Regions from separate parts of the Homo sapiens genome. Here region 2 is linked to region 1. Evidence: chromatin loops called from intact Hi-C (ENCODE). Cell type or tissue: heart right ventricle. All regions are shown on one strand. Links, peaks and the distances in the headings refer to the core of each region. The heading gives the core; the rest is flanking DNA.

Region 1 (15,355 bases), core at 4,015-12,014:
GTGGCTGCCAGGGGTTGGGGGAGGGGAATGGGGAATGGCTACTGATGGGGATGAGGTCTCCTTTGGAAGTGGAGGTCATGGTTGGATGACATTGTCAATGTACTGAATGCCACCAAATTGTTCACTTTAAAAATGGTGAACTTTATGTTATATTATGTAGCTCTCCCGGCCTGCTGGGGCCCCTCCTGCACACATCTCCCAAGCCCCCTCATAGAACCCTCCTGTGAGGTAGGAGAATCGCTTGAACCCGGGAGGCAGAGGTTTCAGTGAGCTGAGATTGTGCCATTGCACTCCAGCCTGGGTGACAGAGCAAGACTCCATCTCAAAAAAAAAAAAAAAAAAAAAAAAAGAAGAAGGCCAGGCGCAGTGGCTCATGCCTGTAATCCCAGCACTTCGGGAGGCCGAGGCGGGCAGATCACTTGAGGTTAGGGGTTCGAGACCAGCCTGGCCAACATGGTGAAACCCTGTCTCTACTAAAAATACAAAAATTAGCCAGGTGTGGTAGCACATGCCTATAATCCCAGCTACTAGGGAGGCTGAGACAGAATTGCTTGAACTCAGGAGGTAGAGGTTGCAGTGAGCCGAGATCACACCACTGCACTCCAGCCTGGGTGACAGAGTGAGACTCTCAAAAAAAAAAAAAAAAAAAAAACCCTCCTCCCTCCTTTGAGGTAAAGGCTGGCAAGTGGCTGAGCCTGGGTGGTACTCAGGTCTGGCTGGCTCCAGTGCTTGAGTGCTCAGTGCCCCACACGCCCCTCTTAGTGGCTCTGTTACCCGTGGCCCTGCTCCTCCTGCGCAGTGGCATGGTGGGGGCTGCAATGTGACTGCACGTCTCCACACACACCCACTCACGTGGCTGGCCTCCTGCTGCCCAGGGCCTTCTGGGAACTGTGCAGGTGCAACCTGTTTCTCTTGGAATGGAACAGAGCCAGGGGTGGGATGGGAAATGTGCTCAGCTCAGCGTCAGGGCAGGCGGGGCGGGGGAGGGGCCCTGCAGGAACTGCCGTGGGGATGGGAATGTTCTGGGCTGCAGGGAGGCTCCCAGCCTGCTGTCTTGGGAGCTGGCACGTGCCAGTCCTTGCCCTGTGTCCCTGCCACGTGAAGGTCCTGGCTCCAGCTCACTCCTGACTATTCAGAGCTTGGGGACATTGCCTCTGCTCTCTGACCTCAGTTTTCTTCTGCAAAATGGGCTTTTTTTTTTTGAGACGGTGTCTCGCTCTGTCACCCAGGCTGGAGTGCAGTGGCACGATCTTGGCTCACTGCAACCTCCGCCTTCCGGGTTCAAGCGATGTATGTGTATGTCTGTGTTGTATGCATGGTGTCTGTGTGTCTCTGTGGCTGTTGTATGCTTGTGTCTCTGTGCATGTTGTGTGTCTGTGTGTTGTGTGTGTAGTTTTGTTTTGTGTGTCTGTGTGTGTTGTGTGTGCTTGGTGTGCATCTATGTGTTATATCTGTGTTGCACATGTGTTGTGTGTGTTATATGTGTGTCTGTATGCTGTATGTCTCTCTGTGTTGTGTGTAGTTGTATTTGATGTGTGTGAGTGTTGTATGTGTGCATCTGTGTTATGCGTTTGTCTCTGTGTTGTACGTGTGTGTTGTATGTGTGTCTGTTGTCAGTTTCTGTGTGTCTGTGTGTTGTGTGTCTCTGCGTATGTGTCTGTGTGTGTTGTATGTGTGTCTCTGTGTGTGTCTCTGTGTGTTGCATGTCTCTGTGTGTGTCTGTCTCTATGTTGAGCGTAGTTGTGTTTGATGTGCATATGTTATGTGTGTGTCTCTGTGTTGTATGTGTGTGGTGTGTGGTGTCTCTGTGTCTCTGTCTCTGTGTGTTGTGTGTCTGTGTGTGTGTGCATCCATGTGTTGTGTGTGTGTGTCTGTGTTGTGTGTGTTGTCTGTATACCTCTCTGTATATCGTGTGTCTCTGTGTGCAGGTGTGTGTGCCTGTGTGTGTCGTGCGTGTCCGTGTGCATGCTCTGCCCATGTGCACACACGCGCCAATGTGGCATTTTTGAGGAACTGAATCTTTGGTCAGATGTGTATGCTGCCCAAAGGGTGTGGGGGCCCCTCCACGCCACCCTCACCCCATGACCTCCCCACCCCCACAACCCTGCTGGCCTCAGCCTCTTCCACTCTCTCTGGCTGCACCCAAATCCCACAATTCCCTCCCCACCCGCTCTCCAGTGGGGCCCCACCATCGCTCCCTGCTCCCGCCCTGGCGCCCTGACCTCCCTCCTGCCCGGGTTCCTCCCTCTCCCATCGGCGGCCAGAGGTGGCCTTGACGCCCAGAACCCGCTGTGGCTCCCCCGTGCCCTCCTCACAGCCCCAGCCCCCAGTACAGGGCCCCGTCTCCAGGGACTTGGGGTCTCCATCCTGCTGTGTCCTCGCCTCCCCTCCTGCGCCTGCCCGCCCGACAACCCATGTGCCATGTGGTGACAGTCAAGGTCATCTGTCTCCCATCCCATGACTCCCCGGGACTGGGGTTTTGTCTGTCTGTGTCAGTTGAGTCTCTGTACATACACAGCAGGTGCTCCATAAATACTCAAACGAATGAATGAATGAGGGTCAGGAGTGGGGCTGGAGAGTTCAGGGGACACTCAGACTGGGCAGAGAGCTGCCTGTGGGCCTGGACAAGGGCTGAGCACTGAGAAGGTGCCCAGATGCTTTCAGCAAGCACCATGGGTCTCAGAAGCGTCTCTGGGGTGTTGGACAAAAGGGTGAGCACCAAAGAAAGAGAACTGGTCAGGCATGATGGCTAACGCCTGTAATCCCAGCACTTTGGGAGGCTGAGGCGGGCGGATCACTTGAGGTCAGGAGTTCGAGACCAGCCTGACCAACATGGAGAAACCCCATCTCTACTAAAAATACAAATAAATAAATAAAAATACCTGGGCGTGGTGGTGCACGCCTGTAGTCCCAGCTACTCAGGAGGCTGAGGCAGAAGAATCGCTTGAACCTGGGAGGCGGAGGTTGCAGTGAGCCAAGATCGCTCCACTGCACTCCAGCCTGGGCGACAGAGCAAGACTCCAGCTCAAAAAAAAAAAAAAAAAAAAAAAAAGGCAAAGCAAAGGAAGAGAGCACTGAGGCCTTTCACGACACAGCCCAGCTCTGAATAGTCAGGGATAAGCCAGAGCCAGGACCTTCCTGGGAGATCCAGGAGGGCTGCCTGAAGGAGGGGTCATCAGAGCTGGGCTTTGTAAAATAAGCTGGAGATTGCCAGAAGAGTCTGGGTGGTGAGGGGTCCTCTAATCAGAAGGACACACCCACTAACTTTCTCCAGCCTGAGCCCACAGGAGCTCCAAGAAGAGAGATGGGTCATGGGTCATCTCTCTTTTTCTTTTTTTTTTTTTTAGACGGAGTCTTGCTCTGTCGCCCAGGCTGGAGTGCAGTGGCGCAATCTTGGCTCACTGCAAGCTCCGCCTCCTGGGTTCACGCCATTCTCCTGCCTCAGCCTCCCGAGTAGCTGGGACTACAGGCGCCCACCACCATGCCCAGCTAATTTTTTGTATTTTTAGTAGAGACGAGGTTTCGCACTGTTAGCCAGGATGGTCTTGATCACCTGACCTCGTGATCCGCCCGCCTCGGCCTCCCAAAGTTCTGGGATTACAGGCATGAGCCACTGTGCCCACCCCCTTTTTCTGTTTTTATAATCTCTAAAACAAAACAATTTGGGCAGCACTTTATTATTTATATATTTATTTATTATTTTATTTATTATTTTTATTTTTTTGAGATGGAGTCTCGCTCTGTCACCCAGGCTGGAGTGCAGTGGTCTGATCTCGGCTCACTGCAACCTCTGCCTCCCAGGTTCAAGTGATTCTCTTGCCTCAGCCTCCTGAGTAGCTGGGATTACAGGCACGCACCCCCACACCTGGCTAATTTTTTTTTTTTAAGACTGAGTCTCCCTCTATCGCCCAAGCTGGAGTGCAGTGGCGTGATCTTGGCTCACTGCAACCTCTGCCTCCCAGGTTTGAGCAATTCTCCTGCCTCAGCCTCCTGAGTAGCTGGGATTACAGGCACTCACCACCACGTCTGACTAATTTTTGTATTTTTAGTAGAGACGGGGTTTCACCATGTTGGCCAAGCTGATCTCGAGCTCCTGATCTCAGGTGATCCATGCGCCTTGGCCACCCAAAGTTCTGGGATTACAGGTTTGAGCCACTATGTCCGACCAATTTTTTGTATTTTTAATAGAGATAGGGTTTCACTATGTTGGCCCAGCTGGTCTTGAACTCCTGACCTCAGGTGATCGGCCTGCCTCGGCTCCTAAAGAGCTGGGATTACAGGTGTGAGCCACCGCGCCCAGCCTGGGTAGCACTTTAAGTATACAAAATATCAGTAGCATTCAAAGCATGGATGATGGGGACATAACACAGGTGCAGATACTGCCCTGAGGCTGGGCGGGCTGGGGTCGCTTTGGAAGGGGACTATGGTCAGCCAGGGTCGAGCAGGCTCTGGTGGGAGGGACGGGTTGATGCAGAGGAAAGCGCTCAGAGAAAAGAACTTGCCAGAAATTTCTAGGCACTATATTCCCAGTTTGGCCAGGGGCCTTATAAAACACACACACACACACACACACACACACACACATACACACACACACACACACATACTCACACACACACGGTGAAATTGTGAAATTCCTCAGAAAGTTAAGCCTAACATTACCATATGATCCAGGGAGTCTATTCCTGGGTATATACCGGGAATAATTGAAAGCAGGTGTTTAAACAGACACTTGTGTGTGAAAGTTCATAACATGGCTCATGATGTCTGAAAGGTGGTAACAGCCTTCATTTTTGTTGGCAGATGAACTGATACACAGAATGTGAGTTATCCATGCAGTGGGATATTATGCACCCGTAAAAAGGAATGCAGCGCTGATCCATGCCGTGACAAGGGTGAACCTCAAAAACCTGATGTTGGCCGGGCATGGTGGCTCACACCTGTAATCCCAGCAGTTTGGGAGGCTGAGGCGGGCGGATCAGTTGAGGTCAGGAGTTCAAGACCAGCCTGGCCAATGTGGTGAAACCCCTTCTCTACTAAATATACGAAAAATTAGTCGGGTGTGGTGGCGGGAGCCTGTAATCCCAGCTACCTGGGAGGCTGAGGCAGGAGAATCGCTTGAACCCGGGAGGCAGAGGTTGCAGTGAGCTGAGATCGTGCCACTGCTCTCCAGCCTGGGCGACAGAGCGAGACTCCGTCTCAAAAAACAAACAAACAAACAAATAAATCCCCACAATGCTGAGTGAGAGAAGCCAGACACAAAAGGCCACGTAGTGTGAGATTCCATTGATATGAAATGCCTAGAACAGGCAAATCCATAGAGACATAAGGTAGATTGGTGTTACCTGGGGCTGGGGAAGAGGAATGAGGAGTGATTGCTGATGGGGACGGGGTTTCCTTTTGGGGTGATGGAAATGTTCTGGAATCAGACAGAGGTTGCACGACATTGCAAATGTCCTAAATGCCACTGAATTGTTCACTTTCAAATGGTTAACTGTAGCCGGGCACGGTGGCTCACACCTGTAAGCCCAGCACTTTGGGAGGCCGAGGCGGGAGGATCGCTTGAACCCAAGAGTTCAAGACCAGCCCTGGCAACCTAGTGACACCCTGTCTCTACCCAAAACTACAAAAATTAGCCAGGCATGGTGGCATGCGCCTGTTGTCCCAGCTACTCAGAGGTGGGAGGATCGCTTGAGCCCAGGAGGCCGAGGCTGCAGTGAGCTGTGATCGCACCACTGCACTCCAGCCTGGGTGACACAGTGAGACCCTGTCTCAAATAAAAAATAAAATAAAATAAAATGGTTAACCATGTGTTATGTGAATTTCACCTCAATTTCAATAAACAACAGCGCACTGGCCATATCAGGGTCTTTGTGTCATGTAAAAGAACCTCAGTGCTTAGAAAGAGCATCTGAGCAGTTCTTAATTGGTTGACAAGTGATCTTTTTCTTCTTTTAGAGACTCTTCTAACAAAATGGCATGAAGAGGCCCCCAGTGGACAGAGAAACAGGCCCAGAGAGGGCAAGGAGCCTGTTCAAGGTCACACAGCACGGGGAGCCAGGTTTGTGGGGCACAGCTTTGAACACGGGGCTTCCCTACCCACTCCAGGGGCAGGCCACTGGGCGTTTCCTCTTGTGGGGGGTAGTCTGAGTTTGTAGCCCCTGGATGAAGCTGGGTGGGCTCAGACTCAGTTCTCCATCTATTGAATAGGGAACTGGTGGGAAGTGGGTGAGGGGCACCCGCCTGCTGTCGTCCACACTGAGTCCCCAAGCCCCAGCACAGATGGCAGCTGGGGAGGATTCGTTGGGCAGCAATGGTGTGGCAGGACCTGCCGGGTTCTGGTGTACAGAGTCCAGCTCCAGCCTGTCTCTGAGCCTCAGTTTCCCCATGTGTGCAATGGGAGCTGCTGAACCCAGGCAGGGATTGGGCTGCCTGTGTGAGCTGAGGCTCCTCATGGACAGCAGGGTCAGTCTGAGCCTGGCTGCCCTGACTTGGTCCTCCCAGCCAGGCCAGGGACCCCAGCGTCCCCACCCACCCTCCATCTGTAGCTTCCCTGTCAATGTCCTGTGAGGAGGGGGAAGGAGTGTTTGACATTTCTGTGGCTTTTTTTTTTTGAGATAGAGTCTCACTCTGTTGCCCAGGCTGGAGTGCAGTGGCATGGTCTCGGCTCACTGTAACCTCTGCCTCCTGGGTTCAAGCGATTCTCCTGTCTCAGCTTCCTGAGTAGCTGGGATTACAGGCACCCACCACCATGCCCAGCTTTTTTTTTTTTTTTTTTTTTGACATTTTTAGTAAAGACAGGGTTTCACCATGTTGGCCAGGCTGGTCTTGAACTCCTGACCTCAAGTGATAAAGTGCTGGGATTACAGGCATGAGCCACCGCGCCCGTCCCCTGTGGCCTTTCTGAGCCTCAGTTTCCTCATCTTCACCATCAGGCTGCAGGGAGGACCCTCAGGAAGGATAGCAGTGGTGTTGGGGTCGCTGTGTTCAGAGAGGGCTGGAGTCTCCCTCTTCCCAGGCCTGTCCCGCACACCTCTCTCTGTGGCCTGGCCGGGTGGGTCTCCAAGCCGTGGTTTCTGACCCGTGGATGCCCCCTGGTGGTCACGGCTGGCAGAGCCTTGCATCCCCAGATCCCAGTCCCAGAGCAGTACTGCTCTGGACCCTAGAGACACAGCAGTGACAAATCAGATGGGGCGGGGGTGTCCTTGTGGAACTTCTAGGCAGACCAGGGGTGTGCCAGCAAAAGTGGAACAAATCACAGCTGCATGTTTCGACAAGCTGGAGTGGCTGGAGGGGAGGGGACACTTGAGTTGAGCAATGAATTTCAAGGAGGCAGCGGAGGCAAGGGTGCACCAGACAGAAGGCACTGGCAACTGCAAAGGTTCTGAGGTGAGAACAAGCTTGGGGCAAAGAGGCGCGAGTGGCAGGTGAAGAGGGAGGAAAGGCGAGAGTGGAAGCCAGAGGAGGACCAGCTGGACCCGGAGGACAAGGGAGCGGGGACTTTACTCTGAGGGCACTGGAGAGCCATGGGAGGATTTTGAGCAGGGGAGGGGAATGACCTGAATTACAATCTTTATTAAAAGATGGTCTTAGGCCATCACAGACATGCTGATGATGGCTCTATCTTTTATTATTTGGCCATAAATAATACATCATTTTGTTTCATGTAATTTTAAACTTTGCACACATAATGGGGACAACGTCCTTCAGCAAGTCACTCTTTTCCTTAGCATCATTTATTATTATTATTATTTTATCGTGTCTTGGCCTTTTGGCTAAGATCAAGTGTAGTTTTTTTTTTTTGAGACAGAGTCACTCTGTTGCCCAGGCTGGAGTGCAGTGGCGTGATCTCGGCTCACTGCAACCTCCGCCTCCCAGGTTCAAGCGATTCTCCTGCCTTAGCCTCCCGAGTAGCTGGGATTACACGTGCCTGCCACCATGCCCAACTAATTTTTTGTATTTTTAGTAGAGACGGGGTTTCATCATGTTGGCCACGCTGGTCTCAAACTCCTGACCTCAGGTGATCCAGCTGCCTCAGCCTCCCAAAGTGTTGGGATTACCGGCGTGAGCCACCTACACCCAGCCCCTAGCATTGTTCATACTGTTCTAGCTATTGTTTTTTTTTTTTGATAGGGTTTTATTCTAAATATTCTTTTATTTGGGGGTCCACTAGCCTGTATCGTGTTTTGTGAATTAGAAAAAGAAACCCCTTTCTCGCTATGTGGCTGGAACTCTAGGCCAGGGATCACAGCTTGGTGAGCAGAAGCTCTCTACCCTTGGGAAGTGAATACCTCACACAACCCTAGACATGTGTCCTGTTCTAATCGTTTTAATGTCTTTAAATCTATAGTAATGTCTCCCCCAACCCAATTCCAGTAACAGCTATGTGTGCTTTCTTTTCATGTTGATCAATTTCCCTAGCGGTTTTTCAATTTCATTCATTTTTTTTTAAATAAACTCACTTTGTTGATTTTCTTTATTGAGTGTTTCTTTTCCATTTTCTTTGTATCTACTCCCTATTATTTCCTTCTTTCTGTGCTCTTACATTTATTTTGTTGTTCTTTTTCTAACTTCTTGAGATGGAGGCTTAGATCATTATTTTAGCCTTTATATATGTATATATGTGTACACATTTAATATCTACTCATATATATTTCTTTCTTTTTGAGATGGAGTTTTGCTCTTGTTGCCCAGGCTAGAGTGAAATGGTGAGATCTTGGTTCACTGAAACCTCCGCCTCCCAGGTTCGAGTGATTCTCCTGCCTCAGCCTCCCGAGTAGCTGGGATTACAGGCACATGCCGCTGTGCCCGGCTAATTTTTGTATTTTTAGTAGAGATGGGGTTTCACGATGCTGACTTCAGGTGATCCACCTGGGCTGGCCTCCCAAAGCGCTGGGATTACAGGCTTGAGCCACCTCGCCCAGCCTAGAATTGTAACTCTCAAACATTCAAAGGAAAACAATGACTTTATTTTTATTTTTTAAATTATTTATTTATTTTAGCCCCCTGCCTTTTTAAATATAAGCTCTCATCATTCAAGCAATGACTTTTTTTAAAAGCCACAAACAATCTGTAATAAATCCAGAGAGGACATAAAAGAGAACATAGAAAGGACAAAAATAGAAAACAAAGTAAGACGGTAGATTTAAATTTATACTTAAATGTAATATCAGTTATTACATTAAATGTAAAGGGACTTAATGCTCCAGCTAAAAGTCATTTTGTCAAACTGAATTTTAAAAATTCCAACTCTACGCTATTTTCCCCCCCAAATGCTGTCACACTCCTAGGAACAGAGAGGTCATTCTGGGTGGAATTCTGGTCTCCCCGCACTTTGGGAGGCCGAGGCAGGTGGATCACTTGAGGCCAGGAGTTCTAGACCAGCTTGGCCAATATGGTGAAACCACAACTCTATAAAATTACATAAATTAGCTGGGTGTGGTGGCGTGCACCTGTAATCCTGGCTACTCAGGAGGCTGAGGCAGGAGAATTGCTTGAACCCAGGAGGTGGAGGTTGCAGTGAGCTGAGATCACGCCACTGCACTCCAGCCTGGGCGACAGAGTGAGACTCTGTCTCAAAAAAACAAAACAAAGAAGAAAAGCAAAGTTACAGTGCTAAAATAATAAAAATGTTTTAGCTCCCTTAGATAGTAAAATGCATACTTATCAAAATGCAGATTTGGCTGGGCGCAGTGGCTCATGCCTGTAATCCCAGCACTTTGGGAGGCCGAGGCGGGCGGATCACCTGAGGTCGGGAGTTTGAGACCAGCCTGACCAACATGGAGAAACCCCGCCTCTACCAAAAATACAAAGTTAGGCAGGCCTGGTGGCGCATCGTGTAATCCCAGCTACTCAGGAGGCTGAGGCAGGAGAATAGCTTGAACCCGGGATGCAGAGGTTGCAGTGAGCAAAGACCGCGCCATTGCACTCCAGCCTGGGCAACAAGAGCGAAACTCCGTCTCAACAACAACAACAACAACAACAACAACAACAAACAACAAATTTTATCCATGTTATTTATTTATTTATTTATTTATTTTGAGACGGAGTCTCGCTCTGTCGCCCAGGCCGGACTGCGGACTGCAGTGGCGCAATCTCGGCTCACTGCAAGCTCCGCTTCCCGGGTTCACGCCATTCTCCTGCCTCAGCCTCCGGAGTAGCTGGGACTACAGGCGCCCGCCACCGCGCCCGGCTAATTTTTTGTATTTTTAGTAGAGACGGGGTTTCACCGTGTTAGCCAGGATGGTCTCGATCTCCTGACCTCGTGATCCGCCCGCCTCGGCCTCCCAAAGTGTATCCATGTTATTTATTCTCCTCCCAGACAGTCATTAACTTGGAACATTTTAACTCAGTTTACTCCCTGCAGACTTTTTTTCCTGTTGTATAATTCTATCACTTAAAAAAACTCCAGAAACTGTTTATGCAATCTTTGTCTAGATTTTCTCATGTATTTTCTACTTCTTTGCTTTTATTTCTTCTTGCATCATGCCCTTCCGTCTGAGATCACTTTCCTTGTGCCTGATGTGAGTACACTGTTTACAATTTTCTTTAGTGTTAGCCTGCTGCTGGCAAACTCTTTCGTTATTTGTCTGCAAAATGTTTTTACTGTAACCTCATTCTTGAAATACTTTTGCTGGGTCTCTGATTTGGGTTAGTGGTTTTCTTTTAGCATGTTGAAAATGTCACCCAACTGTTTTCTGGGTTCCTTTGAAAAGCCAGCTGTCTGTCTGTCTGGTTGTCATGTCTGAAGGTGATGTGTCTTTACCTCTGGCTGCTTTAAGTATCTTTTGCCTTTTTCCCCTTTGTGAATGTTTTTGCTGAAGTGTAACATATACACAAAAGAGTGTGCAAATCATCAATGCTTGATGGATTCTCGAGAGCACACCCATGTCACCTGCATCCAGATTGAAAAATATTCTCTAATTATTTATTTGGAGACAGACTCTCGTTTCGTTGCCCAGGCTGGAGTGCAGTGGCACAATCTCAGCTCACTGCAACCTCTGCCTCCAGGGTTCAAGCCATTCTTGGGCCTCAGCCTCCTGAGTAGCTGGGATTTACAGGCGTGTGCCACTACACCTGGTTAATTTTTGTATTTTTAGTAGAGATGGATTTTCGCCATGTTGGCCAGGCTGGTCTCGAACTCCTGAGCTCAAGTGATTCACCTGCTTCAGCCTCCTAAAGTGCTGGGATTATAGACATGAGCCACTGCACCTGGCCATTCTCTAATATTTTCTAACTTCCATTATATTTTCTTCTTTGACACATGGTGATTGAAAAATGTGCTTTAAAATCTCTCATATTGGCTGGGCATGGTGACTCACACCTGTAATTCCAGCACTGTGGAGGCTGAGGCAGGTGGATCACTTGAGCCCAAGTGCAAGACCAGCCTGGGCAACATGGCAAAACTCCATCTCTACTAAAAATACAAAAAAAAAAAAAAAATAGCTGAGCTTGGTGGTGCTCACCTGTAATCCCAGCTACTTGTGAGACTGAGATGGGAGGACTATTTCAGCCTAGGAGGCCAAGGTTGCAGTGAGCTGACATCGTGCCACTGACTGCACTCCAGCCTGGGCAACAGAGACCCTTTCTCAAAACAAAAACAAAAACAAAAACAAAAACAAAAACAAAAAAAACCTCTCATATTTGGAAATATTTTAAAGTAATTTATTTCTTGTTGAATTCTAACTAATTTCTCTTGAAAATTCCTCAGAGAGTGGGAACTCTAATAATAATTCTTGGAGTTGTGTGGAAACTTCTCGGGGATCTAATACATTTTTTCTTTTGCTTTCTTGCTTTAAAGTCTATTCTGGCCGTGTGTGGTGGCTCACACCTGCCACTAGCACTTTGGGAGGCCAGTGGGGGTGGATCACCTGAGGTCAGGGTTCAAGACCAGCCTGGCCAACATGGCAAAACCCTGTCTCTACTAAAAATAAAAAAAATACAAAAATAAAAAAATTTAGCCAAGCATGGTGGTGCATGCCTGTAATCCCAGCTACTGAGGAGACTGAGGCAGGAGAATCACTTGAACCCGGGAGGCGGAGGTTGCAGTAAGCAAAGATCGCGCCACTGCACTCCAGCCTGGGCGACAGAGCGAGACTCCATCTCAAAAAATTAAATGAATGAATAAATAAATAAATACATCTATTCTGTCTGGAATTAATATAACCATATGAGATTTCTTTTGGCATCTTTTAATGTCTTTTTACTTTTAACTGTGTTGTGTGCTTATATTTTAAGTGTCACATCTTTTAATGTTTTTTTACTTTCAATTGTGTTGTGTACTTACATTTTAGATGTATCGCGTATAAACAGGATATCACAGGATTTTGTATTTCAGTTCAATCCGACAACATCTTCAACTAGCAGCTTTGCTTCATTTACACCTGTTGTGGTTCCTAATATCTGGATTTATTTCTACAATCTTATTTTATGCTTTCTGCAGCCAGAGATGCTAGGGGTGTCCCAAAAGTCCCAGTGCAGTTTTAAGTACTATTATTTATTATTTTAAAAAGTTTAGAACATCCCTGCATTTATCCTGATTTTTCCTTTATTTTATTTTTTTTTTTTGAGGCAGGGTGTCACTCTGTCACCCAACCTGGAGTGCAGTGGTGCAATCACAGCTCACTGCAGCCTCAGCTTCCTGAACTCAGGTGATCCTCCCAACTCAGCCTCCTGAGTAGTTTGGACTACAGGTGTGCGCCACCATGCCTGGCTAATTTTTGTAGAGACAGAGTTTCTCCATGTTGCCCAGGCTGGTCTCAAACTCCTAGGCTCAAGCAATTCACCTGTCTCAGCCTCAGCCTCCCAAAGCACTGGGATTACAGGCATGAGCCACTGAACCTGGCCTCCTGATTGTTCTTTTTCTTTTTCTTTCTTTTTTTTTTTGAGATGGAGTTTCGCTCATTGCCCAGGCTGGAGTGCAATGGCGCGATCTCAGCTCACCACAACCTCTGCCTCCCAGGTTCAAGCGATTCTCCTGCCTCACCCTCCCGAGTAGCTGGGATTATAGGCATGCACCACCACACCCGGCTAATTTTATATTTTTAGTAGAGACGGGGTTTCTCATGTTAGTCAGGCTGATCTCGAACTCCCAACCTCAGGTGATCCGCCTGCCTCAGCCTCCCAAAGTGCTGGGATTACAGGCGTGAGCCACCGCGCCCAGTGCCTCCTGATTTTTCTACGCCTCCTTCTCTTTTCCTTCTTCCTATTAATCTGTTAAAAGTTTTCTTTCAACCCTTTTCCAACCACTGGTCTAGAAATTATATATAAATACGTGGCCCTCGTGGACTTTAGCCGAATCTCCTCCCAAATAGCATAGTGACCTTGAAAGGCATGAACACCAGGATGTTGTCTAGTACTTCAGTTGCGCCTTTTGTCGCTACTCTATACGTTAGTCACTGTTATTATTGCTTTACACAGTCAATGACAGTTTAGACAGATCCAATGGTTTCTAAGGTTTTCCGGCATTCCTTCTCACATCTTTCTTCCTTTCCTTATGTACACAAGTTCCTTTTTTCGGGGAATCTGTTATTGATAAATTGTTTTTATCTTGTCTTTTTTTTTTTTTGAGACAGAATCTCACTTTGCCCAAGCTGGAGTACAGTGGCGCGATCTCGGCTCACTGCAACCTCTGTCTCCCTGGTTCAAGCAATTCTGTCTGCCTCAGTCTCCCAAGTAGCTGGGAACACAGGTGCCCGCCACCACACCTGGCTAATTTTGTATTTCTAGTAGAGATGGGGTTTCTCCTTGTTGGTCCGGCTGGTCTCAAACTCCTGACCTCTGCCCGCCTCGGCCTCCCAGAGTGCTGGGATTACAGGCGGGAGCCACCATGCCCGGCTTGTCCTACCTTTTACAGATGAGGTGGGCTCAGAATTCTAGACTGCACTTCTCTCAGTAATTTGAAGCCATGCTCTATCTTCGGACTTTTGTTGTTCCAGTTGTGAAACCAGTTCTCTGTCCAATTGCTCTTTGGAGAGACATTTTAATCTCTTAGTGTTGCTGTTAGGATCTTCCCTGAGTCTGATATGTTCTGTGGTTCGACTATGATTATTTTAGTTACGAATTTAGGTTTGTGTATCATGCTTTGGACTCAACGGTTTCCTGGATCTTAAAATTTCAAGATTTTCAGGCTGGGCGCAGTGGCTCATGCCTGTAATCCCAGCACTTTGGGAGGCCGAAGCAGGCAGATCACCTGAGGTCAGGAGTTCGAGACCATCTTGACCAACATAGTGAAACCCCATCTCTACAAAAAATACAAAAATTAGCCGGGCGTGGTGGTGTGCACCTGTAATCCCAGCTGCTTGGGAGGCTGAGATATGAGAATTGCTTGAACCTGGGAGGCAGAGGTTGTAATGAGCCGAGATTTCGCCATTGCACTCCAGCCTGGGCAACAAACGCGAAACTCCGTCAAAATGAAAAACAAAAAACACTTCAAGATTTTCATTAATTTTGGAAAATTCTGGCCACGATCTCTTTGCATGTGGCTGCTCCCCAGTTCTCATTTTTTGGTTTGTGTTAGATACTTGCTGGCATGTTGGGCCTTCTTATTGTCTTGTGCTAACCACACACGCACATCACACACACACACACACACACACACACATACACACACACACACACACACACACACACACAGAGTCGTCCCTCCATATCCTCAAGGGATTGCTTCCAGGACTCCCCTTGGATACCAAAATCTGAGGATGCTCAAGTCTTTTATATAAAATGGCACAATATTTGCATATATCCTATGCACATCATCTTTAAATCATCTCTAGATTACCTAATACAATGTAGATGCTACATAATCATTATACTGTATTATTTAAGGAATAATGACAATAAAAAAGAAAACCTGTACATGTCCAGCACAGACACAATTGTTTTTCAAATATTTTCAACTCACTCTTGGTTGAATCCATGGATGCAGAACCCATGGATGTGGAGGGTTGACTGTAAATATATATATGTCTCATTAGCTGTGCTATGTCCCGGGTAACTGCCTCAGACAGCTCTCTTCTAGTGCACTAATTCTCTTCATCTATGTCTCACTTGTATTTTAACACCCTCCAACCAAGTTGTTAATTTTTTTTTTTGAGACAGTGTCTCACTGTGTCGCTCAGGCAAGAGTACAACGGTGCCATCTTGACTCACTGCGAGCGCCATCTCCCGGGTTCAAGCGAATCTCCTGCCCCAGCCACCTGAGTAGCTGGGATTACAGGTATGAGCCACTACGCCCAGCTAATTCTTTTGTATTTTTAGTAGCAATCAGGTTTTACCATGTTGGCCAGGCTGGTCTCAAACTCCTGACCTAAAATGATCTGGCCGCCTCAGCCTCCCAAAGTGCTGGGATTATAGG
Region 2 (15,355 bases), core at 1,614-9,613, 260 kb before region 1:
TCCGTCAAAAAAAAATTTTAAAAAAAAGAAATACGCATACTATGGTTCATACAAGAGTCTGAAGGAGTATATATATCAGCTTGGTAATAGTTACCTCTGAAATTAAGGAGAACTTGCAGGTTACACATCTCTGCAACAAGATTTTCAGAAAACAGCCACGTAATTTTTGGTAATCAGATTTTAAAAAGTTTTTTTGAGACGGAGTCTTGCTCGTCACCCGAGCTGGAGTGCAGTGGCACGATCTCAGCTCACTACAACCTCCACCTCCCAGGTTCAAGCGACTCTCCTGCCTCAGCCTCCTGAGTAGCTGGGACTACAGGCGCCCGTCACCATCCTGGCTAATTTTTGTATTTTTAGTAGAGATGGGGCTTCACCACGTTGGCCGGGCTGGTCTCAAACGCCTGACCTCAAGTGATCCACCCATCACAGCCTCCCAAAGCACCAGGTGTGAGCCACGGCACCTGGCTGGTAATCAGATAAAAATTCTTAGAGGGTAAAAAAAGAGGTGAGGGTGATTGCTGAGGAGAACAGCTGGGCCGCCTCTGGCCCCATCTCGGGGATGTCTCAGGAGGCTCAGGGAAAGGGACAGGACCCCTCCCATGGGAGAAAACAGTGCCACGAACAGTAGGTCCCTTTAGTCTGAGGTCACACAGCCCAGGCGGGGCTGGCTGCAAGGTGCAGGAGCTCAGCACCCCACCCTGTACCAGCTTTTGCCACAGGGTGGCAGGAAATGAGGCTCCCTCCACAGGGACAGGTGATGGCCCCACTGCATCCCTGCAGCCCTGGGCTGAGCGCTGGAGCCCAGGCCCCGGCCCATATCCCTTCGGCCCGGCCTCTGGGAGCTGCCGCTCCCCTACTGCCCTGCCCCTGCCCATGGGGAGCTGCGCTCACCTCTTTGGCTTCCTCCAGGGTGTGGTAGTGGAAGGAGTCCGCGTCCAGGGAGCGCAGGAGGGAGGCGTGCAGGTGCCGGCTGGCCTGGATGAACTGCTGCGTCAGGCTCAGCTGCTGCTTCAGCACATCATGGAGTGCCAGCACGGCCGGGCTGTAAGCGGTCAGGGCTGACCCAGCTCCGCGTTACTCGGTGGCTTCGCTGGGGCCCCACAAATTCTGCAGCCCCCCCCCCACCGCTCAGGTGCCAGGCTGCTCTCTGAAATCTTTTTTTTTTTTTCTGGAGACAGGGTCTCGCTCTGCCACCCAGGCTGGAGTACAGCGGTGCCATCACAGCGCACTGCAGCCTCGAACTCCTGGGTTTAAGCAACAGTGGCTCACACCTGTAATCCTAGCACTTTGGAAGGCTGAGGCAGGCGGATCACAAGATCAGGAGTTCGAGATCAGGAGTTTGAGACCAGCCTGGCCAACATAGTGAAACCCCATCTCTACTAAAAAAACAAAAAAAAAAATTAGCCAGGTGTAGTGGCAGACACCTGTAGTCCCAGCTACTTGGGAGGCTGAGGCAGGAGAATCGCTTGAACCTGGGAGGCAGATGTTGCAGTGAGCCAAGATCACACCACTGCACTCCAGCCTGGGTGACAGGGCAAGACTCCGTCTCAAAAAAAAAAAATTAAAAAATTGAAAAGGGAAAAAAATAGTAGGTACCAGATGGACCCCTACGTGTATCACAAGCCTTTATTGGCTCCACTGGACTCGACAAAGACTAAACTCTCTAAGATGGCTGCTGGGGCCCCTCCCTCATGCCTCAGGCTGGACTGGAGCCTTTGTGAGGGCCACACAGACTCAGCCCAGGAGGCAAGGGAATGTCTACCCAGGCTGTGCAACTCAGCATCAGTCAAATACATGTCTTCAGGGGAAATAAACTATGGCTTATTGATGTAATGCCACCAAGGGGAACATACAAAACAAAAGTGGTCTTGTGCCAGGCAGGGCGGCTCAGGCCTGTGATCCCAGAACTTTGGGAGACCGAGGTGGGCAGATCATTTGAGGTCAGGAGTTCGAGACCAGCCTGGCCAACATGGAGAAACCCTGTCTGTACTAAAAATACAAAAATTAGCCGGGCGTGGTGGCAGGTGCCTGTAATCCCAGCTACTCGGGAGGCTGAGGCAGGAGAATCGCTTGAACCCAGGAGGCAGAGGTCCCAGTGAGTGGAGATCGCGCCACTGCACTCCAGCCCGGGCAACAGAGCGAGACTGTCTCAAAACGAACAAACAAAAAAAGTGGCCTTGTTGGGGTGCAGGGCACAGAAGCATCACTCTTCACCCTCTTGTTTTGTGTGACATTGGTGTCTCTTTGCAAGAGACAGAAGGTTCAAGGGCATCCACACCTTTTCTCTCCTCATGGCAGGTGCCTGTGGCTGCAATAATCCCTGCCCAATGGACCCCTGGAAGCCAGCATGCAAGGGGTGCCACACCTCCAGAGTGGGTGTGAATCTGCAGGTGAAATGAGTCCTGTAAAATGTGACAGGAAGGATCCCCCGAGCCGGGCTGTTACCTTCTATTGCATCTGCACTGATAACATGATTGGCGATGGGTGTCGGGTCCACGTAGGCGCCTCCCAGGGCAGGCCCCATGGCTGCCATGCTGGCCACTATCTCGGGGACAAAGAGAGGGGTAAGCAGGCAGGACGCAGAGAAATGACTTTCGGGTCCACAGATACGACCCTGGAATAAACTACGTGACCTTGTTCTTCCCTCTTTCTGAAGGTGATCGCCACTCTTGCATTTTTTTTTTTTTTTTTTGGTTTGAGACAGGGTCTTGCTCTATTGCCCAGTCTGGAGTGCACGGCATGATCACAGCTCACTACAGCCTCCTGGGCTCACGTAATCCTCCCATCTGTCTCCCAAGTAGCTGGGACTACAGGTGCGCCACCACGCCTGGCTAATTTTTAAAATTTTTTGTAGAGACAGGGTCTCCCTATGTTGCCCAGGCTGGTCTTGAACTCCTAGGCTCAAGCAATCCTCCTGCCTCAGCCTCTGAAAGTGCTGAGGTGTAAGCCACCGCACCCGGCCCTTCTTTACTTTTTTTTACCCTCTTCCCCTTTCAAGTATTTCCCAAGGCTGCCTCCATTTTTCTGCTAGGTTTTCTTGGCTCAAGGCACGGGTATCCTAGCTGGGTGCAGCGGTGGCTCCGGCTCACGGTGGCTGCAGTCGAGAGCAGTGGAGGATGTGCTTTCCCAGCCCTTCTTCTAAGGGTCACTGTTGACCTCAGGATGTTGCGTGTTCTCTGGGCTCTGAGGCCAGCGTGTTTATGGCTGCTGTTTTTTCTTTCTCCTTTCCCTGTCAGTCCTAGTCTAGGAAAACAGCCTCGCCAGTGTTTCATGAAAGCATCCCTAAATTGCCAAAAATATGGACAGAAGTGCAGAGAGACACAAACAATTCTGAGCCCAGATCCCAGGTTGAAAATACCATTTAACACCTCCAAGGTGATTTGACTCAGTCCATGTGATTGACTTTCCCTCCTGAGAAACAGACACCACTCACCCTCTCCTGGGGGGCCCGTCAGGCTGATGTTAGGTTAAGCCCCCAAATCAAAACAAATAGATCCAGTGAGAATTACATTGCCTTTTTTTTTTTTTTTTTTTTTTTTTGAGACAGAGTCTCACTCTGTCGCCCAGGCTGGGGTGCTATGGCACGATCTCAGCTCACTGCAACCTCCACCTTCTGGTTTCAAGCGATTCTTGTGCCTCGGCCTCCCGAGTAGCTAGGACTACAGATGCGTGCCACCACACCAGGCTAATTTTTGTATTTTTAGTAGAGACGGGGTTTCACCATATTGGCCAGGCTGGGAACTACATCATTTTTCACATCCAGTCTACCTTGTCAAGAGCCATATGGATGAGAAAAGAGATATTAAAAGGGAATGTTTATTAGCCAGGCGCCTCTAGTCCCAGCTATTGGGGAGGCTGAGGTGGGAGAATCGCTGAAACCCAGGAGGTGGAGGAGGCAGTGGGCCGAGATTGTGCCACCGCACTCCAGCCTGGGCAACAGAGCGAGACCCCATCTCATAAAATAAAATTATATAAAATAAAATAATAACATGGGAATGTTTAAAAGAATGGGGCCTTTCCACCAGCAAGAGCCGAGACTGAAGCTGGGAATGAGAGAAATGCCCGAAGGCCAGGCATGGTGGCTCATGCCTGTAGTCCCAGCACCTTGGGGGGCCAACATGAGCAGGTGGAAGGATCACTTGAGCCCAGGAGTTCAAGACCAGGCTGGGGAACATAGGGAGACCCTGTCTCTACAAAGAACATTTTAAAATTATACAGGGGGCCAGGTGCGGTGGCTCACACCTATAATCCCAGCACTTTGAGAGGCCGAGGCAGGCAGATCACGAGGTCAGGAATTTGAGACCAGCCTGGCCAGCATGGTGAAACCCCATCTCTACTAAAAATACAAAAATTATCTGGGCGTGGTGGCACATACCTGTAATCCCAGCTATTCAGGAGGCTGAGGCAGGAGAATCGCTTGAACCCAGGAGGTGGAGGTTGCAGTAAGCCAAGATCGCACCACTACACTCCAGCCTGGGCAAGAGAGTGAGACTCCATCTCAAAAAAAAAAAAGATACAGGGCCGGGTGCAGTGGCTCACGCCTGTAATCCCAACACTTTGGGAGGCTAAGGCTGACAGATTGCTTGAGCCCACGAGTTTGAGACCAGGCTGGGCAATATGGCAAGACCCTGTCTCTACAAAAAATATAAAAATTAGCCAGGCATGGGGGCGCATGCTTGTAATCCTACTACTCAGGAGGCTGAGGTAGGAGGATCACCTGAGCCTAGGGAGGTTGAGGCTGCAGTGAGCTATGATTGGGTCACTGTACTCCAGCTTGGGCAACATAGCAAGACCCCATCTCTAAAAACAGAGTGAGAGAGAGAGAGAGAAATATCTGGAAAGTCACCCAGGGTGTTCATTCTCCAGGACAAAGGCATCCTGTGCACTGCGGGGTGTGGAATAGCACCCCTGGCCTCCACCCAGCAGATGCCGATAGCATTCCCCACCCTGAGTTGTGACAACTAATAATGTCTCCAGACCTTGCTGGAGTCCCCCCGTGAATCATCCTGTGGGAGGTGCTACCCTAGTCCTTGGTTCTGATCCTTCTGAATGCTTCAGGGCTAGGAAGACATCGGGACACACGAGGGCGGCTGTCCCTCGTCCATGGAAGAGGAAATGGTGAGCCAAGGTCCCTAGGTGACTTTTATTTTTTTTGAGACAGAGTCTCATTCTGTCACCCAGGCTGGAGTGCAGGGGCATCATCTCAGCTCACTGCAACCTCCACCTCCCGGGTTCTTCTCAAGCCTCAGCTTCCTGAGTAGCTGGGATTACAGGAACACACCACCACAGCCAGCTAATTTTTGTATTTTTAGTAGAGATGAGGGTTCCCTGTGTTGGCCAGACTGGTCTTGAACTCCTGACCTCAAGTGATCCTCCCGCCTCGGCCTCCCAAAGTGCTGGGATTACAGGCGTGAGCCACCTTGCTTGGCCAACCCCTCCAGGTGATTAATAACAAGAGCCCAAATCTCAGGAACCTGAGCTCTCCCACGTGTCTCCCAGGATGCTGTAAACCACACGCTGAGCTCCTGTCCCGGCTGCCCCGGCCCCCACGGGCCCCAAGGCTTACCCTTGGTCCACTCGTAGGTGAAGGCAGGATCTGGCGTCTGCACAGCTGTGTCCTTCACAAGCACTCTTGTCACGTGCCTGCCCGACTTTTTCCTAGACTCGGCTGTTTGTGGAAGGTCTGTCTTCACACTTGAAGAGGATTCAGACAAAGCGTCCAGTGTTCTGTCAAGAGACTCCTTGGAATGGGCGGTTGGCTCAGATGCTGTCAGACTTGGAGAGTTTTCAAAATCCTCCGAATAAGCTGAGCTGACTGTGTTCACCATGGGGGCTTCAGATGGTGGCTGCATGCTGGAAGTGCTGTCCTGCTGGATGGCAGAAGCCGAGCTGGCACTGAGATGCTCCGAGACCTCGCTCTCATCCCCCTCTGCAGAGGCGGCCTTTCCCTGTGATGCCCAGCTCCTCGCCTGGGCCTGCCTCGGGGCATCCTGCCCAGTGGACGCCTCGGCTCTGAAGATTTTGCCAGCTGTTTTTTGTCTCTGAGCACTTTCCTCCTAAAATGAAGAATGGCAGAGGTGGCTGGGAAGTGTTTTGGAAATATCAACATGCTAGGAACACTGCACTCCTAGGAGCTGGGGACCTGCAGCACTCCCGCAGACAAGGGGACACACCAGGTCCTCATTAGATGTGGGCACGGAGTATTCTAAACAGAACTGTGGCGTCTTCAGTACGGCATGTCCACGGGGCTGCAGGAATCCTGATGGTGTGACGCATGCTTAGGTGGCACGTGGATGGCATTTAACATTTCATCATGGACTTAAGGACTTTAGGTGGTTGAGGCGGTAGGATCCTTTGAGCTCAGGAGTTCAAGACCTGCCTGGGCAACACAGCAAGACCCTACCTCTATAAGAAAAAAAAAATTAAAAAATTTTCAGCCGGGCACAGTGGCTCATGCCTATAATCCCAGCACTTTGGGAGGCCAAGGCGGGCAGATCACCTGAGGTTGGGAGTTTGAAACCAGCCTGACCAACATGGAGAAACCCCGTCTCTACCAAAAATACAAAATTAGCCAGACATGGTGGCACGTATCTGTAATCCCAGCTACTCAGCAGGCTAAGGCAGGAGAATCACTTGAACCCAGGAGGCAGAGGTTATGGTGAGCTGAGATCACACCATTGCACTCCGGCCTGGGCAACAAGAGCAAAACTCTGTCTCAAAAAAAAAACATTTCATCATGGACTGATGAAATGTTAGGTGGCTGAGGCGGCAGGATCCTTTGAGCTCAGGAGTTCAAGACCTGCCTGGGAGACATAGCAAGACCCTACCTCTGTAAGAAAAAAAATATTTTAAAAATTAAGTTTCATCATGCCTGGGGGCAATGGCTCACACCTGTAATCTCGGCACTTTGAAAGGCCGAGGCAGGAGGATTGCTTGAAGCTGGGAGTTCAAGACCAGCCTGGACAACCCAGCCGGTCCATATCTCTACAAAAAAATAAAAAATTAGCCAGGCATGGGTGCACGCTTGTAGTCTCAGCTACTCAGGAGGCTGGGCAGGATTGCTTGAGCCTAGGACATCGAGGATGAAGTGAGCCATGATCCCCCAACTGCATTCCAGCCTGAGTGAGACCTGTCTCAAAAATAAATAAATTGGGCCAGGCATGGTGGCGCATGCCTGTAATCCCAGCACTTTGAGAGGCCAAGGTGGGTGAATCACCTGAGGTCAGGAGTTGGAGACCAGCCTGGCCAACATGGTGAAACTATCTCTACTAAAAATACAAAAATTAGTGGGGTAGGGTGGCGGGTGCCTGTAATCCCAGCTACTCAGGAGGCTGAGGCACAAGAATTGCTTGAAACCAGGAGGTGGAGGTTGCAGTGAGCTGAGATTGTGCCACTGTAGTCCCAGCCTGGGCGACAGAGCGAGACTGTGTCTCAAAAAAATAATAATTAAGGCCGGGCGTGGTGGCTCACGCCTGTAATCCCAGCACTCTGGGAGGCCGAGGCGGGCGGATCACGAGGTCAGGAGATCGAGACTATCCTGGCTAACACGGTGAAACCCCATCTCTACTAAAAATACAAAAAAAATTATCCGGGCCTGGTGGTGGGCGCCTATAGTCCCAGCTGCTCGGGAGGCTGAGGCAGGAGAATGGTGTGAACCCAGGAGGCGGAGCTTGCAGTGAGCTGAGATCACACCACTGCACTCCAGCCTGGGCAGCAGAGCGAGACTCTGTCTCAAAATAATAATAATAATAATAATAATAATAGGCCAGGCGCAGTGGCTCATGCCTGTAATCCCAGCACTTTGGGGGGCCAAGGCAGGTGGATCACTTGCAGTCAGGAGTTCGAAACCAGCCTGGCCAACATGGTGAAACCCCGTCTCTACTAAAATATACAAAAATTAGCTGGGCATGGTGGCAGGGGACTTAATCCCAGCTACTTGGGAGGCAGAGGCAGGAGAATCGTTTGAACCCGGGAGGTGGAGGTTGCAGTGAGCCGAGATCGAGCCATTGCACTCAAACCTGGGGGATAAGAACAAGACTTCTCTCAAAAAAAAAAAAAAAGTTTAAAATAAAAAATAATAATAATAATAAAATAAAAACAATAAATATTTTAAAATAAAAATAAAATGTCATCACTGTGTATAACCAACACGTGTATCTGACAGTGCCGGTGGCCACCAGGACAAAAATCACAACAGGGAGTGTGACTGGATACGGCTGGTGAAGTGTTGCCTCCGTGCAGATGTTGTCATGGGCGGCTTTACGTGGGATGTGCTTTAATCACCAGCTAACCAAGGTAGCTTCATCCTGTTAGCACCTAAATCAGGGTCTCTCACCTACTGCACTCTTGACATCAGAGGCCACAACATTCTTGGCAGCTGGGGGCCACCCGGTGCATTACACAATATGGAGCAGTGTTCCTGGCCTCCACCCACTCACAATGCCAGTGGCATCTGTCACCCACCCCCTAGTCATGACAGCCAAAATGTCACCAGACATTGCCAATGTCCCCTGGGGGGCAGATTTGAAAACTATAGGCCTAAATGAAACATTACTTGCTTTTCCACATAAGAATCGACATTGGGCCAGGCATGGTCGCTCACACCTGTAATCCCAGCACTTTGGGAGGCTGAATCGGGAGGATTGCTTGAGCCCAGTTTGAGGACGGCCTGGGCAACATAGTGAGACCCTGCCTCAATTTTTAAATTTTTTAAAAATTTAAAAAAAAAAATGTTGAAGCCAAAAACAATCGACCATGAAAAATGACTTTGTTGTACTTACTTCCTGTTCCAAATCGGAGTTCTCACTGACAGCTGGAGCCAGACCGTCAAGCGATAAAATATTTATTCTAAACTCTGTAATTAAAAAATGAGTATAAGCGTTTACATTTACTCTCTTATTTACTCCATAAATTTTTACAAACCTTCCAAATTTCTTTTTTCTTTTCTTTTCTTTTTTTTTTTGAGATAGAGTCTCACTCTGTCACCCAGGCTGGAGTGCAGTGGCACGATCTTGGCTCACCACAACTTCTGCCTCCCAAGTTCAAGTGATTCTCTCACCTCAGCCTCCTGAGTAGCTGGGATTACAGGTGCCTGACACCTCGCCCGGCTAATTTTTCTATTTTTAGTACAGACAAGATTTCACCATTTGGCCAGGCTGGTCTTGAATTCCTGGCCTCAAGTGATTCACCTGCCTCGGCCTCCCAAAGTGCTGGGTTTACAGGTGTGAGCCACCGCAGCCAGCCTAATCTCCCACAAATGTTTAGAAAGATATGAAGACATGGCCAGGCGCGGTGACTCACGCCTGTAATCCCAACACTTTGGGAGGCCGAGGCGGGCAGATCACAAGGTCAGGAGATCGAGACCATCCTGGCTAACACAATGAAACCCTGTCTCTACTAAAAATACAAAAAATTAGCCAGGCGTGGTGGCGGGTGCCTGTAGTCCCAGCTACTCAGGAGGCTGAGGCCGGAGAATCTCTTGAGACCAGTTCAAAGCTGCAGTGAACTATGATCACACCACTGCACTCCAGCCTGGAGCATAGAGAGACCCTGTCTCTAAAAAATAATAATAATCATCGGGCATGGTGGCTCACGCCTGTAATCCCAGCACTTTGGGAGGCCGAGATGGGCAGATCAACTGAGGCCAGGAGTTCAACACCAGCCTGGTCAACATGGTGAAACCCGATCTCTATTAAAAATACAAAAATTAGCCAAGTGTGATGGCACGTGCCTGTAGTCCCAGCCACTCAGGAGGCTGAGGCAGGAAAATCGCTTGAACCCGGAGTTGGAGGTTGCAGTGAGCCAAGATCATGCCACTGCACTCCAGCCCGGGTGACAGAGCAAGGCTCCGTCTCAAAAATAATTATCATAACAAATAATGATAATAATAATGATAAAAAATAAAAGGCTAGCTGGGAAATTTCCAGCTTTTGGGGACAGACTGACTCAGCTCCAATGTCATAGTGTGAAAGCAGCCATAGACAATGTGTAAAGGAAGGAGCGTGGCTGCCTTCTGAGAAAGCTTTATAAAGACAGAAGACAGGCTTGGTGCAGTGGCTCATGCCTGTAATCCCAGCACTTTGGGAGGCCGAGGCAGGTGGATCACCTCAGGTCAGGAGTCGAAGACCAGCCTGGCCAACATGTTGAAATCCCGTCTCTACTAAAAATAGAAAAATTAGCTGGGCGTGGTGGCAAGAGCCTGTAATCCCAGCTACTCGAGAGGCTGAGGCAGAAGAATTGCTTGAATCTCGGAGGCGGAAGTTGCAGTGAGCCAAGATCACGCCATTGCACTCCAGCCTGGGCAACAAGGGCAAAACTCTGTCAAAAAAAAAACAGACAGAAGACAGGGCCGGGCACAGTGGCTCATGCCTGTAATCCCAGCACTTTGGGAGGCTGAGGAGAACAGATCACAAGGTCAGGAGTTCAAGACCAGCCTGACCACCAGGTACGGTGGCTCACGCCTGTAATCCTAGCACTTTGGGAGGCGGAGGCAGGCGGATCACAAGGTCAAGAGATCGAGACCATCCTGGCCAACATGGTGAAACCCTGTCTCTATTAAAAGTATAAAAATTAGCTGGGCGTGGTGGTGGGCACCTGTAGTCCCAGCTACTTGGGAGGCTGAGGCAGGAGAATCGCTTGAACCCAGGAGGCGGAGGTTACAGTGAGCCGAGATCACGCCATTGCACTCCAGCCTGGGTGACAGAGCGAGATGTCATCTCAAAAAAAAAAAAAGACCAGCCTCACCAACATGGTGAAACCCCGTCCCGTCTCCACTAAAAATACAAAAAATTAGCCAGGCATGGTGGCGTGCGCCTATAGTCCCAGCTACTTGGGAAGCTGAGACAGGAGCATCACTTGAACCTGGGAGGCAGAGATTACAGTGAGCTGAGATCACGCCACTGCACCCCAGCCTGGGCAACATCTCAAAAAAACAAACAAACAAAAAAAAAAACAGACAGAAGACAGGCCTGCTAGCCCCTGGTCTAGACAGATTAGCAGCTGATCAGAGTGTACTGTTGGAAGTTGCTGAGAAGTACGTGTGTGGTGTAAGGGGTGGGAGGTGGCAGGGCAGCCAGCCAGCTGGGGGGAAAGAGTGGGAAGACTGTGGAGCAGGGGCAGACCTGAGACATGGCCCCAAAGCATCCTATGTTGTCATTTACAGCAAGTTAATAGACTGTGAGTTCTGAAAAAAAGAGTTCTAAAAAACAAAAAAATAGTACAGCAAGTCAAAGGCACCACAGAACCTTAGGGTGGAGGCCAGTGCCTGAACCAAGTGTGTGCCGGGACCCAGGAGTGTGGGGTTCTCTGTGGAGATTCTGGTGCCCCAACAGGTTTTTGGGTTTAAAAAAATTTTTTTTTAGAGATGGAGTCTTGCTCTGTCACCCAGGCTGGAGTGCAGTGGTGTGTTCATAGCTCACCGCAGCCTCCAATTCCCAGGCAGGCTCCAATTCTCAGGCTCAAACGATCCTCCTGCCTCAGCCTCCCCAGCAGCTGGGACTACAGGTGCGCACAACCACACCCAGTTAATTTTTGTATTTTTTGTAAAAACAGGGTTTCACCATGTTGCCAGGCTGGTCTCAAACTCCTCCTGCCTAGGCTTTCCAAAGCACTGGGATTGCAGGCGTGAGCCACCAGGCCTAGCCTCCAACAGCTTCCAACAGGTTTAAATTGACTCAAGAGATGAGTTGGTAAGCCAGGTGTAGTGGCTCACACTTGTAATCCCAGCACTTTGGGAGGCCAAGGCAGGCAGATCACCTAAGGCCAGGAACTCAAGATCAGCCTGGACAACATGGTGAAACCTGGTCTCCACAAAGAGTACAAAAATTAGCCCGGTGTGGTGGCACACGCTTGTGGTCCCAGCTGGTCAGGAGGCTGAGGCAGGCGGATTGCTTGAGCCTGGGAGGTTGAGGCTGTAGTGAACCCTGATCATGCCCACTACACTCCAGCCTGAGCGACAGAGCAAGACCCTGTCTCAGAATTAAATAAATAAATAAAGATAGCACAAAAATCGGACTTGGCCCCTCAACCAGACAAGAAAGTTAGAAAGCTGAGTGTGAGATGCGACTCAAAACTCCCTGCCTGTGGCAATGCCCCATGACCACTGCGTCAGGGACTCTAAAGGTGGCCCCACCCTTCCTGCCCAAGGTACTGGCTTTGCACCGGGACTGGGATTACCGTCGAGGCTGTCATCAGCACCTTCTGAGACTGGCTCGTCCACAGTCTCAGCCTCACTCCTTCCCGGGGAGGACACAAGCTTGACATGCCCCATCTTTAAAGACACTGAGTTTGAAAAGGCGCCTGTGATGGAAACTGACGGCGTGTGGGAGGCGGTGTCACTGGAAACGTGACTCTGTGGGTAGTCTGCTCTTGAGCGAGTGCTGTGAAGGGTTCTGTCTGCTGCCAGGGAGGTTGGCAGGTGTGATGTCTGAGAAGGCTTTGCGCTGGAGAGTTCCACGCTGGGTACAGTAAATGCTCTCAGTTGAGATGGGACCTGATATAAAACACTTGAAATTAACAAACTTATGACAACTAAGGTTTTTTGTTTTTTTGTTTTTTGTTTTTTTTTTTTGAGAAAGGGTCTCACTCTGTTGCCTAGGCTGGAGGGCAGTGGCTCAATAGCTCACTGTAGCCTCGACATCCTGGGCTCAAGCAATCCTCTCACCTCAGCCTCCCAAGCAGCTAGGACTACAAGTATGTGCCACCACACCTGGCTAATTTTTTTTTTTTTTTTGTAGGAATGGGTTTTGCCATGTTGCCCAGACTGGCCTTGACCACAGCTGAAGCAATCTACCCACCTAAGCTTTCCAAAACCCTGGGATTACAGGTGTGAGCCACCATACCTGGCTGATACCTAAAAGTTCTTATGGTTAAACAGACAGTGCAATTAGCGGGGAGCATGAGACCAAGACCACAGGTATCACATTTTTCTCTTACTGCATCCCCTTTCTCTCTTCATTTCTGAAAGTCACAGTACAATATTTAGGTAAGATAATGTTGGGAGTAGAAAATAATTCCACAAGGCTGGGCGTGGTGGCTCACGCCTGTAAATCCCGGCACTTTGGGAGGCCGAGGCGGGCAGATCATGAGGTCAAGCGATCGAGACCATCACGGCCAACAGGATGAAACCCCATCTCTACTAAAAATACAAAAATTAGCTGGGCGTGGTGGTATGCTCCTGTAATCCCAGCTACTCGGGAGGCTGAGGCAAAAGAATTGCTTGAACCCAGGAGGCAGAAGTTGCAGTGAGCCGAGATCAGGCCACTGCACTCCAGCCTGGTGACAGAATGAGACTCCATCTCAAAAAAAAAAAAAAAAAAAAGGAAAGAAAGAAAATATTCCACAAATAGGCCACGCACACTGGCTCACACCTGTAATCCCAGCACTTTGGGAGGCTGAGGTAGGCAAATCACCTGAGGTCAGGAGTTGGAGACCAGCCTGATCAACATGGAGAAACCCTGTCTCTACTAAAAATACAAAATCAGCCGGGCATGGTGGTGCATGCTTGTAATCCCAGATACTCAGGAAGGCTGAGGCAGGAGAATCACTTGAACCTGGGAGGTGGAGGTTGCGGTGAGCTGAGATCACGCCACTGCACTCTAGCCTGGGCAACAAGAACGAAACTTGGTCTCAAAAAAAAAAAAAATACAAAAAAGTAGCCAGTCACCGGCCGGGCATGGTGGCTCATGCCTGTAATCCCAGCACTTTGGGAGGCTGAGGCGGGCAGATCACCTGAGATCGGAAGTTCAACACCAGCCTGACCAACATGGAGAAACCCCATCTCTACTAAACACATAAAATTAGCTGGGCGTGGTGGTGCATGCCTGTAATTCCAGCTACTCGGGAGGCTGAGGCAGGAGAATCACTTGAATCTAGGAGTGGAGGTTGCGGTGAGCAGAGATCGTGCCATTGCACTCCAGCCTGGGCAACAAGAGCAAAACTCCATCTCAAAAAAAAAATTAAATTAAATAAATTAAAATAAATTTACCAAAAAAAAAAAATCTCACCGAAAATAGTTTTCTTTCTTCTTCCTCGCTGACGTTAGCGCTGCTGAAGCCTTGATTCGTGTTTTTTTCTCTAGAAGAGTCCATCAAGCTTCCTAGCAATACTTTCATTTCTTCTTCGTCACTGTCTGGAGAATCAAATGTTCTAGCAGGTTCTTTCTGTTTGGGGGTTTGCAAAGTCCTCTCTTTCCCAGCAGGTGCTTCAGGGGATATGTTTTCAACAGGTGCTTGTTTCTTCTTTAGAAACCTACTGACCTTCGCGTTCTGTGCATTATTTTCGGTGACAGGAAGTTCACGGGCTTGATTCTGGGAAGTTTTGTCTGTGTTCTGGGACGCGAGTTCGAGTGCACCCCCAGAGAGGATTCTGTCAGCTCTCTTTGGAAGACCAGCATCGGCGGTCATTGAGTCAGATTCCGTGTCAGACAAATTCCTCTGCAGCTTCCGATTCATGATCCGGGTTTCCAGCTGGGCCAGCTTCATGAGTGCGGCATTGGCTCGGATCCTGGAGGCAGTGGTGGGCGGTCTACATGAGGCAAGCCTGGGTCCACTCCCGAGCACAGGGTTCTCTTTCAGGAGTAAGTGTTTCTCATCTAGAGTTTGGTTTCTTTTTAGAAATCTGCTATGACCAGGTGCTATTTTGGTAAGATTTCTACTGATCTGGAAGTTTCTGATTTCTTCCATTGTTGAATCTTCCAAGGAAACATCACTGAAGTCACCAAAAACATCACGCATGGGACGGCTGGCTTTCCTTGCAGAAGCCATTCTGTGGAGGAAGAGGAGCAATTTTGCATAAGAGTACCTGCTGTTTGTATTGAGCATTCAATGGCTCCTACTTGGCAAAAGCTCACACTGTCTTTTGCAACCCAGCCACAGTCTTCCCTTCAAGCCCAAGGATGACAATGAAAATGACCAGGCTGGGTGCAGTGGCTCACACCTGTAATCCCAGCACTTTGGGAGGCCGAGGCAGGTGGATCACGATGTCAAGAGATTGAGACCATCCTGGCAAACATGGTGAAACCCCGTCTCTACTAAAAATACAAAAATTAGCTGGACGTGGTGGTGCACAACCTCTCAGGCTCAAGTGATCCTCCTGCCTCAGCCTCCTGTGTAGCTGGGACTACAGGTGCACACCACCATGCCTGCCACTGCACTCTAGCCTGGGCTACAGAGTGAAACCCTGTCTAAAAAAAAAAAAAAAGAAAAAGAAAAAAGAAAAGACAAATTACCTGAAAGAGCAATAAGGTGACGTGTGAAAATCGAGGTATCCCTGTATTTAACAAGCCCCCAGAAAATCAGATTTCACTTAGTGTAAGAACCATTACCAATGGCTGGGCTCAGTGGCTCACACCTATAAT

The links. Peaks named below come from ENCODE experiments on the same cell type or tissue, not always from the same donor. Only the 100,000 strongest peaks of a DNase experiment are listed, where the experiment ranks them.
Region 2: a loop joins it to region 1, with 4 times the contacts of the local background. A loop is called at or near these places in 1 of 110 quality-filtered maps.

What each region holds. Positions count from the first base shown.
Region 1 is chr19:16,239,522-16,254,876 of GRCh38, reverse strand. AP1M1 (adaptor related protein complex 1 subunit mu 1) reads right to left here. Exons shown (of 12, transcript NM_032493.4): 12 at 8,971-15,355. Among named protein-coding and RNA genes, the nearest start is that of AP1M1, 49 kb to the right of the region's middle. RefSeq lists enhancers at 1,804-2,303, 2,304-2,805. In heart right ventricle, for the core only: CTCF peaks have their summits at 6,890 and 7,099 (motif pointing left); a DNase peak (open chromatin) is centred at 7,096; H3K27ac peaks cover 1,619 bases.
Region 2 is chr19:16,500,200-16,515,554 of GRCh38, reverse strand. C19orf44 (chromosome 19 open reading frame 44) reads right to left here. Exons shown (of 9, transcript NM_032207.4): 2 at 14,004-14,763; 3 at 12,175-12,490; 4 at 8,781-8,854; 5 at 5,567-6,056; 6 at 2,446-2,541; 7 at 892-1,058. The coding sequence starts at 14,762. Among named protein-coding and RNA genes, the nearest start is that of C19orf44, 11 kb to the right of the region's middle. In heart right ventricle, for the core only: no CTCF peak of the experiment used is centred there; DNase peaks (open chromatin) are centred at 5,714 and 6,206; H3K27ac peaks cover 2,330 bases.